Linked DNA regions of Homo sapiens: region 1 is linked to region 2. A link is a contact called in ENCODE Hi-C or POLR2A ChIA-PET data. All regions are on one chromosome and are shown on one strand. Each heading gives the region's core, a stretch centred on a gene start or an enhancer-like site at or near the end of the contact. The rest is flanking DNA. Distances are from core to core; before and after follow the strand shown. Region 1 overlaps KIAA1217. Region 2 overlaps KIAA1217.

The links. A loop is a pair of places that touch in the nucleus more often than their neighbours do. ChIA-PET counts read pairs that join two places held with the same protein, here RNA polymerase II (POLR2A). Pooled maps may share reads with other maps.
Region 1: a map of Right ventricle myocardium inferior shows a loop between it and region 2 (5-fold over the local background). The contact joins two enhancer-like sites. A Hi-C loop is called at or near these places in 1 of 168 maps with a recorded cell type or tissue (Right ventricle myocardium inferior), 2 of 37 single-sample maps with no recorded cell type and 1 of 50 pooled maps. POLR2A ChIA-PET finds 5 or more read pairs at or near these places in 3 of 52 experiments (MCF 10A, OCI-LY7 and RWPE1).

The regions. Positions count from the first base shown.
Region 1 is chr10:24,328,863-24,334,237 of GRCh38, forward strand. The region is part of intron 2 of KIAA1217; the gene reads left to right. Among named protein-coding and RNA genes, the nearest start is that of MIR603, 56 kb to the left of the region's middle. Within about 2 kb of position 2,774, at least 11 of the 41 ENCODE cell types and tissues checked have a DNase peak (open chromatin) inside an H3K27ac peak, as active enhancers do.
Region 2 is chr10:24,379,787-24,385,194 of GRCh38, forward strand. KIAA1217 reads left to right here. Exons shown (of 21, transcript NM_019590.5): 3 at 1,083-1,281. Among named protein-coding and RNA genes, the nearest start is that of MIR603, 110 kb to the left of the region's middle. RefSeq lists a silencer at 1,157-1,353 and enhancers at 3,262-4,461, 3,559-3,638, 3,789-3,948. Within about 2 kb of position 3,430, at least 21 of the 41 ENCODE cell types and tissues checked have a DNase peak (open chromatin) inside an H3K27ac peak, as active enhancers do.

The DNA of each region.
Region 1 (5,375 bases), core at 1,524-4,023, 52 kb before region 2:
AATCACTGTCCTTCAGCATGTGTCTTCCCAATTTTCATAACTGATGACATAACTTTATAGGGTTCGCCAGTAGCATTGTTATGATTTATACCATATCACATTTGTAGTATATTGCATAGTATAAACATATGCTGTTTATATACATAGTATATAAGTAGCACATAGCATATACTATATACATAGTATATAAATAGTATAAATATATAGTATATAAATAGTATAAATATATACTATGTAATTAGTATATAATTATACTGGAGTGTATATATATACTATAAATATATACATAGTTTATATTTATACATAGTACATAAATGGTGTATATACATAGTATATAAATAGTGTACCTAGTATATAAATAGTATAAATATATGCTATTTATATACATAGTATATAAATAGTACAAATATAAATAAGTTTATAAATATATTTTTTAAACAGAAGTATAAATATGTATACTATATTATACATAGTGTAAATATATACAATATACTTGCTGCTCAGTGGAAAATAAGAATTATTTGCTTATACTTAATTAATACAAAATCTTTTCTAGAGTAAAATCATTATAAATTCCCCTTTCTTCAGAGCCAAAGGAGAAAAATAAATTGTCTTCAAATATAAGTGCATCACTCATTGCATGATCCACCCTTTACAGACCTAAAGGGGCAATGTACGCTCTCCTGGAGTATGTCAATGGGAAGTTGAGCATGAATAGCCCTGCATTTAGTAAATCAGAAGTTATTTAACTACTCGGAACCTAGATGTTCCTATGTGTTAGATAGGAATGAAAATACCCATCTTTCCAGGTTTACTCACATTTAAATATGATCGTGTAATGTACTTAGTACAGTGCCTGGCTGCCTTCTAGTGTCGGCACTCAATAAGGAGTAGTTATCATTGGTTCTTCGTAGACTGCCATTGGGAACTTGAGCAGGTTTGGAGAAGTGGCCATTAGCAAAGAAATCATAATGGAAAGAGGCTAGGAATATACACAAAGCCAGCACTGTCTTATGGGGTTGCCTAAAATATAGGAAATTATGGAAAATGGAGGCAAGAAAATCTCTATTCTTGACTTAGAACTTGCTTAACTTGTCTAATGCATAATTTACCTAAGGATTCAAAAGTGTGGGTTGCTTAAGAATAAGCAGAAACGGCTGGGCGTGGTGGCTCACACCTGTAATCCCAGCACTTTGGGAGGCCGAGGCAGGTTGATCACCTGAGGTCAGGAGTTGGAGACCAGCCTGGCCAACATGGTGAAATCCTGTTTCTACTAAAAATACAAAAATTAGCCAGGCGTGGTGGCGTGCACCTGTAATCCCAGCTACTCAGAAGGCTGAGGCAGGAGAATCACTTGAACCCAGGAGGCAGAGGTTGCAGTAAGCCAAGCCCACACCACTGCACTCCAGCCTAGGTAACTAGAGTGAAACTCCATCTCAAAAAAAAAAAAAAAAAGAATAGGTAGAAACTTGAAAAGCAAGGCTATGTTACCCTTTGGACATTTTTTGTTTGTTTGTTTGCCATTTAAGAGGACGTAAAAGGAGATCATTAGACAGAAAGTTTGTAAGTTTTGGAAGTAAAATTTTAGAGCAAAAGGAACCTTTGCAAGCACTTTTGATATAGATCTGTCATTCCAGAGAATCCATACATAGGCTTCCAGAACATCTAACTAAGCCATAGACCTTGGAGGTATCAGGGGTCTTGCTGCCCTCTTCTGCCTTATAGAATCAAATAAATTCATAGAGAAACAGTAGGGGCATTTTTTATTTTTGAGACAGGGTCTAGCTCTGTCACCCAGGCTACAGCACAGTGGTGTGATCATGGCTCACTGTAACCTCCTCCTACCAAGCTCAAGCAATCCTCCCACCTCAGCCCCCAAGTAGCTGGGACTACAGGTGCATGCCACCACACCAGGCTAATTTTTTAATTTTTTGTAGAGATGGGTTTTTCCATGTTGCTCAGGCTGTTCTTGAACTCTTGGGCTCAAGCAATCTGCCCACCTTGGCCTCCTAAAGTACTGGGATTATATGTGTGAGCCACTGTGCCCAGCCAGGACATTTTATTTTTATCTTATATATATTTTTTTATTTTTATTTTTTGAGACAGGGTCTCACTGTGTTGCCCAGGCTGGAGTGCATTGGCATGATCACAGCTCACTGCAGCCTTGAACTTCTGAACCCAAGTAATCCTCCCACCTCGGTCTCCCAGGTAGCTGGGACCACAGGCAAGCACCATCACTCCTGGCTAATTTTTTATTTTTTGTAGAGACAGGGTCTCCCTGTGTTGCCTAGGCTGGACTTGAACTCCTGGCCTCCAGCAGTGCTCCCACCTCAGCCTCCCTAAGTACTAAGATTACAGGCATGAGCCACCATGCCCGGCCAGTGAGGACATTTTAAAGAAGGAAGCAGAAGAATCAACTAGACTGATTGCCCTCTCCAAAATTAAATATTGCAAAGGCAGGAGTTGGATAAGCATTTGGTCATGAAAGATGTTAGGATGCCTTAGAATCTTCGAAGGCTAAAAAGCAGCAGCATTAATGAAGTTGAATGTATGAAAGCAGATTTCAGGTGTTGAAGAGGAAGCAGCTATCAATGCAGAGATTAAATAGACGAAGTCACAAGAATCTAGCAGTAGTAATTATGACTTAATGAAATTCCAGTTAACGAAGCAATGAGGTAGAGAAGGTAGGAGAAAACCCATCAGGATGAACAAAGCGTGGCTTGAATAGCTGGGTGGCCAATAAGAATGCTGCAATGAAGCGAAGAGCATGGCAGAGGGCCAAGGAGGAGAAAGGACAAACAGCAGCTTCAAGCCAGGAAAGCTCAGGCAGGAAATGAGAAGCAAATTTCAAAACACCTCAAGGGAAACATTCTTTAAATACATCTGAAAGAACAGGACAGGGAAATGTCGTTTCTATTAGGTAGAGGAGGGAGTTGGTTTTATTTATTTATTTGGAGAGGGAGTTTTGCTCTTGTTGCCCAGGCTGGAGTGCAATGGCGCGATCTCAGCTCACTGTAACCTCTGCCTCCCGGGTTCAAGCAATTCTCCTGCCTCAGCCTCCTGAGTAGCTGGGATTACAGGCGCGTGCCACCATGCCCAGCTGATGTTTTGCATTTTTAGTAGAGACGGGGTTTCACCATGTTGGCCAGGCTGGTCTTGCACTCCTAACCTCAGGTGATCCACATTCCTTGGCCTCCCAAAGTGCTAGGATTACAGGTGTGAGTCACGGCACGTGATATCAGTAGTCAGGTTGTCTGTTTTCTTTTCCATGCAAAGCAAAACTTCTTTGTTTCAAGAGTCTGGTAATATTTACTGGAAGTTGGGAGAGTAAGAGAAATGAGGAGAAGAGCTGACAAAAGGCCGTTATAGCAGACTTTGGATTAAAATCTGTAGACACCCATGTCCTGCCTATCAGGGGTACTGAAATATTTCTTTAGAATGATTGCCTCATGGAACACCCAGCGTAGAGAGAATATAGAACTAGAAAAGGTGCGAGATGTCATTTGTATGTAACAGGAGGTGAAGAATGGCCTTGAAATGACAAATCTGAAGGCTTTTATGACCTGGAAGAAAATTTGGGATGGGTTGGGGTAGCAGGTGTCATCACAACATCAATTTGGAAATGGCTTGTAAGCTGTAAGGTAGCAGGTATTAGCAATGTGGTTTTAAAAAGAGCAACTCCTGTCAGACTAATGCATCCTCTCTCGGTGACAGAGTAGATGGAGGAAAAGTGAAAGATGTAACCTAGATTGATTTTAGGAGAGTTGCTAATGCGTATCCATAAGTCACACCTGTGGGACCAGAAAGAAATGATTACTTTTTGCTGTACAGCTCTTGGAGGGGCTGCCTCATTGGAGCACATGTAAAGTGTGTTTAATTAGGAATTAAATGGTCATAGTGGACTGGGTAAAGAGGGTCATATTAAGAAATGTTCTAAAGTGATCATTAATAGATCCAGTGCTCATTCAAAATGTTCCATAACCTGCAAGATGGCAGGAAACACAGAAAATGGCCAGGTCGGTGGCAGGGGTAGGAGGGAAGGAGGAATTTAGGATCAGAGGTTAAAATGATTATGATTATTTAGAGGCACAGTCAGAAATAATGTAGTAGAAGGTCACGTGAAAGGTAGAAGGGCAGGGCAGAGTATGTACTGTTTTGTGTGTGTGTGTTATTTTTTGAGACTAAGTCTTGCTCTGTCACCCAGGCTGGAGCGGGGTGGTGTGATCTCGGCTCACTGCAACCTCTGCCTCCCAGGTTCAAGCAATTCTCCTGCCTCAGTCTCCTCCCTAGTAGCTGGGATTACAAACGCCCACCACCACAGCCAGCTAATTTTTGTATTTTTAGTAAAAACGGGGTCTCGCCATATTGGACAGGCTGGTCTTGAACTCCTGACCTCAAGTGATCTGCCCACCTCAGCCTCCCAAAGTGCTGGGATTACAGGCATGAGCCACCACAGGGTACTTACTGTTTTATGGGTAAGGATTATGATGATGAATGGTTGCCTAGAAGGCCTACATGCTGAGTTTATCTGGGAGTGACATTTATTCCTCAAAGCGTATCTTTTTCATAATTTCAATTTTTATTTGGGATTCAGGGGGTATGTGTGCAGGTTTGTTGCCTGGGCATATTTCATGATGCCAAGATTTGGGTATGAGATCCCATCACTCAGGTAGTGAGCTAAAAGCAGTATAAAATGGGTTTCTTTCTTAGCCCTGTAAGTTGGTTCTTTCTTGACCAACTACCCTCTAAGGAGAGTTAAGAGAAGATCTTGTAGGTATAAAGCTAAAAATCAATAGGCTGGCCTACAAGGTCAAGTAACAAAGCACGTTGTTTTAAGCTCAGGGTCTTAGGCTTAGTGGAGCAGGGATCTGGTCTGATCCCTACAAGTAAAAGAATGATTAGAGACATTGAAAAAGCCATAAAGATGGTTAAAAGGTTGGGGAAAATAAGGCTTCCAGGCCAAACAAAACTTGAATTCAGTGTGGAAAAATGTTGAGAGATAAGTTATTAATGTTAAGTATGCAAAGAACTCCTAAAAGCACATGGATGTCAGCTGTTCTATATTTCTTTTGCTGACCAACTAAGAGGGCAAATTCTTAACTGAATGAAGCATTTGCCCTACATCAACTTGGAATAGATTTAAAAGAAGAGAGTATGACTATTACTAAACATGGAGATAAGTTAGTGGGGGAGGGTATGTGTCTCCTTCTAAGAGATCTTTAAAATTATGAGCAATTGTGGCTGGAGGATACATACATGTTATACATTTATAAAATATTTGAGTTTGGACTCAAAGTAGAAAATGAAGATGAGCCCTTTTGTCTCTTTCAACTATGCATCAAGATTAGTATTAGTTTTGGATGACTTAGTCTATT
Region 2 (5,408 bases), core at 2,180-4,679:
GCACCTTGGAATCCCAGCACTTTGGGAGGCTGAGGCAGGTGCATCACCTGAAGTCAGGAGTTTGAGACCACCCTAGCCAACGTGGCAAAACCCCATCTCTACTAAAAATACAAAAATTAGCTGGGCATGATGGTACATGCCTGTAATCCCAGCTACTTGGGAGGTTGAGGCAGGAGAATTGCTTGAACCCAGGAGGCAGAGGTTGAAGTGAGCCAAGATGGCACCACTGCACTCCAGTCTGAGCAACAAGAATGAAACGCCATCTCAGAAAAAATAAAATAAAATAAAAATCTCCCTTGCAATGTGAGTTTACTGATTGTGGAAACAGTCTTGGTATGAGACTCTGAAGGACCAGTTGTGTTCAATTTACTCTGGTATTAGTAGCTCATCCATCTAGGGTGCGTAGAAGAGTATACAGTCCCATCTGTTGTGAAAGCACTGTTAGAATTTGTCGGGCAAAAGGAATTGTTTTGCTGTCACTTTCTTATAATGTGGCTTGTCCTCAACTCCCTGTTCAAAATGCACCACATAAGTCAAACAATAAAAATCTTAATGGAGACCAGGTGCAGCGGGTCACGCCTATAATCCTAGCACTTTGGGAGGCCGAGGCAGGCGGATCACCTGAGGTCAGGAGTTCAAGAGTACTCAAAGTACTCAAAGCCTGGCCATCATGGTGAAACCCCATCTCTGCTAAAAAACACAAAAACTAGCCAGGCATGTTGGGGCACACCTGTAGTCCCAGTTATTCAGGAGGCTGAGGCACAAGAATTGCTTGAAAACCGGAGGTGGAGGTTGTAGTGAGCCGATCTCACACCACTGCACTCTGGCAATAAATAAATAAATAAATAAATAAATAAATAAATAAATACAATGGAACACTTAAGGGCAATGTTATTTTCCGGTAATTTTCACAACTGATACTTTGACCCACTGGGTCTTTAGTTTTCCCTATCTAACCCTTGTGATGGACTGTTACCCCTTGCCATATTATTTTTCCAGATTAATAGAAATGGCATTGGACATATTTTCCACACGATTAATAATAGTCTATTTTCCCACTTTCTTTAAAATGCCTTTTGCAGACAAGGAGCCCCAAACTGTCTCACAGTCCTCAACCACCCAGTCTGGGTGACCCGGTCGAGCATTTATCAGAGACGTCCGCTGATTCTTTGGAAGCCATGTCTGAGGGGGATGCTCCAACCCCTTTTTCCAGAGGCAGCCGGACTCGTGCGAGCCTTCCTGTGGTGAGGTCAACCAACCAGACGAAAGAAAGATCTCTGGGTAAGCTTTAGAAGGCAGTTTCTGATGCCCCTTTCTTACTGAATGCGTTTGTTGTTATACTACTGAACCTATACTCTTTCATTCAACATTAATTTGATCTTGATTTGCAAATACTCTAGTACTGGGAAACTTCATTGGTTTAATATCAAGCATTGAGGATTTGCCTGCTGGGTAATCAGGTCAAGTGCAAGCTGATTTTGAGGCTGGGCACTTTCAGAAGTGGTTGGGATTAGCAATTCAAGCCAAGAGGCTAGTAGTATTTTACCTATGTTCCTGCTACTATACAGCAGGAGTCCCCAGTCCCCAGGCCATGGACCAGTACCAGTCTGTGGCCTGTTAGGAAACAGACCACACAGCAAGAGGTGAGCAGAGGATGAGCAAGCATTACCGCCTGAGCTCCGCCTCCTGTCAGATCAGCTGTGGCATCCGCTTCTCATAGGAGCTGAACCCTATTATGAACTGCATGAGTGAGGGATCTAGGTTGCATGCTCCTTATGAGAATCTAACTAATGCCTGATGATCCGAGATGGAGCAGTTTCATTCCGAAACCATCTGCCATCCATGGAAAAACTGTCTTTCATGAAACCAGTCCCTGGTGCCAAAAAAAATTAGGGACCAGTGCTCTATAGGAAATTGTGAGGAACTGACCGTAGAATGATCCTCTTCTCACCTTGCAACCCTCCTCTCCAGTCCCAGAGGCCAGGACAGTTGGCATTTGTACCCAGTGGTGTGGGTTTCCACCAGCCCTGCTGCACCTGTCTGGTAGTCCAGTGGAGGAGATGACAAAAAGGGACAATGTGGCTAACATCTGCATGACTGTTCATAAGAACCATAAACACGAGGCTGTTCCCACTACCACGTGAAAGGATAGAGGGGCTTGGTGTGTGTAGGGCACAGCTTTTCTGAAAGGCAGAAGGATTCTTTTTATGATTTTACCACGTATCATTTCCTTTTTTTTTTTTTTGTATTGGAAGTTTACTTTCTATCTTGCTTTGCTTTTTTAATTGCTTTTTTTGGCGCTTTAACAAAATGGACAAGTCGTGAGGATTTAGACCTCTCTGTCAAGGGGGCAGATGTTTCTTATGCTTCATTGCCATGTTAAGGTTCTGATTTGGGTACTTGTGTTTGCAAACAGATGGGCTTGGGGATAAGAGGGGACAGGAAAAGAGTCAACATGCAAAAGCCTTCAGAGTCTAGCACGTGCAAAAGACAGCTGAACTCTGCCATGTAAAACTGAGCAAATGCCTTGCTGGGAGAAGAAAGAAAAAGATTGATGTGAGAGAAGGTACCCTGATTTTAGTTCCTTTGCTGCAGATAATGACCCAAGCAGACTGAATTCAGACATTGTCCTAGCTGTCCTAAAAAAAAACCCTACAACTTTGTTATTATTTGTATTATCAATATTAATATTTAACATTAAATTTTGTGTCAAATTAAATTTTGATCAAATTAAGATCAAATTAAAATTTGATCTTAGGTTAGTAATCTAGGATCCTCATTGTATAAATGAGAGAAGACCACAGAAAATGTGCTTTTTGTTTATGTGTGTGTTTGCTTGTTTGAGCTCACACACTTAATTAAGTGGCAGCAGTGGGAAGTCCAGGGCTCCAGTTCCCATTAACATGATCTTACAAATGAAGGGACAAGGACACACAGGGGAGGGACACACCCAAGGAGCATCATGGGCCAAGACAGTGTCAAGATGACACAGGCTTCCACACCGTCACCAGGCTGGGGCTTTCTGTGTGGATTCAAGAAATTTGTGGTTTTTCTTTTCTTTTTTTTTTTTTTTTTTCTTGAGACAGAGTTTTGCTCTGTCACCCAGGCTGGAGTGCAATGGCATGATCATGATTCACTACAGCCTCGACTTCCCACGTTCAAGGGATCCTCCCATCTCAGCCTTCAGAGTAGATGGGACTACAGGCACGCACCCAGGCGCCTGGCTAATTTTTTATTTTTTGTAGAGATGGGGTCTCACTATGTTGCCCAGGCTGGTCTGGAATTCCTGGACTCAAGTAATCCTCCCACCTTAACCTCACAAAATGCTGGGATTATAGGCATGAGCCAGCATGTCTGGCCTGAAACTTGTGCTTTCTTAACTCCACTCACACTTAGGAGCCAGGCAAGGAATGGGATTTCTCCTTTGTGCTTGGAGGAAATGAGCTCAGGTCTCTGTAAAGATAACCTCAGCTCTGCAAACCAAAACGAAGATAAGAATAAATGCCTGTCCGCCTTCCCCCATACCTGGGGGAACTTTGACTCTGTCGGATAATGGATCTTTTGTCTTAAAGGAAGGAATTTCCTCTGCAGCCAAGAACGGTTGGCAGTGCAGGTTGAGACTTGCTGGGTTCAGGAACCAAGCCTTGGGGCAGAGAGGCTGCAGGAGCTGGGGCCGGCTTGCCCAAGGAATGGCTGAGGGTGGCGGGTGTTTTCGCACGGGGTGGCCACGCTTCTGCAAATTGCTCCATTTTACTCAGCATCCTTTGCTGTAGAGTGCCGGTGTGCTGTCACAGCAGGCTGAAAAATGCATCTGACCTGTTTATTCTGCCCTCCCTGTGAGGGGCTTTTTGGCCTGCCATTTTTCACTACTCCTGGATAGAAACAAAGGAACACAGTAAGAGGAGAGGAGAGAAATGAGAAGTTTCTTGCCAAAGCCAAGGGAAGCTCTGGTTCCAGAAAATGAGGCTGGCACTGGGCCAGCTGGGTTGATGTTGCCCTTGACCGCCTCTTTGTGGCCGATTGGGGAATGTCCCCCCAGCCGCACCTGGCCCTTATGGCGTAATCCAGTTGAGCCTGGACGGGAAATAAAAAGGAAAATGTGACTCACAGCAAGTGCAAATGCAGTCTCCCTCCCAGGGGCCTTGCTCAGCTTAGTCTTTGGGAAACTCCCCGCCTGCCTGGCCTTATTTAACACACAGACGCACGGGTTCCTGGGATAAACAGTGCTCCCCAGAGAGCCCCGGCCATGAGCAGGGTGTCTACCAGCACCTGGGTGGCCCAGAAGCACAGCTGCAACTCCATGGGGCCTCAGATATGCCGACTGGATACTTTGAGCTGTAACCCCCCTGGAAACCCGCTGTTGATGCCATCTGGAAGCCCTGGGTGTCTTTTGGCATCTGTATGTTGTCACTTTATCTCAATCCATAGAGTTTTAAGTTCTCTCATGAAGCCCTGTTGATCTTGCCTTTATTTAAAATTTTGATGGTTTATCATGAATTTTTTTTATCATTTTATTTTTTAGGAGCAATTTTTTAGGTTTGTAACAAGATCGAGCAGAAAGTACAGACAGTTCCCATACACCCTTGGCCTCCACGCATGAACAGCCTCCCCCATGATCAGCATACCCTACTAGAGTGGTACGTTTGTTACGATCAATGAAATGAGACCGACACATTGATATCACCCAGAGTCCATAGTTTACACTGGGGTTCACTCTTGCTGTTGTACATTCCATGGATTTGGACAAAGAGGCTGTCAAGGGCAACATCAACCCAGCTGGCTCAGTGTCGCCCAGGCTGGAGTGCAGTGGAACGATCTCGGCTCACCGCAATCTCTGTCTCCCGGGTTCACGCCATTCTCCTGCCTCAGCCTCCTGAGTAGCTGGGACGCAGGTGCCTGCCACCATGCCTGGCTAATTTTTTAGTATTTTTAGTAGAGACCAGGTTTCACCATGTTAGCCAGGATGGTCTCGATCTCCTGACCTCGTGATCCGCCTGCCTTGGCCTCCTAAAGTGCTGGGATTACTGGCGTGAGCCACCACACCCACCTGCTTTTTAAAAGTATTGCACAAAGACATTATTTATCATGATCACTGAGCTTTTGGGAGACCCTTAAATTTTGCACTGGAGGTATGCGTCTTGTTGACCTCACCCCAGTGCTGGCCCCTCATGTAACCCCAGGAGCATCAGACACTGTTACTGCCAGCCCCCAGCCACGGGGCCTGGAGTAAGGAGAGTGAGGAAAGCCCAGTTCCCGGCCTGTACACTGGCACGTGGTGCCACAGTTTGTCACTGGAGTCCTTCCCCAGCTCAGGCAGCACAGAAAGGGGAGGGCTAGGCAACTTGAGGGTGGAGCCAGGACAAGATGGAATCCTCACACCACTCCGGCTCCTGAGAGGAGAGGAAGCC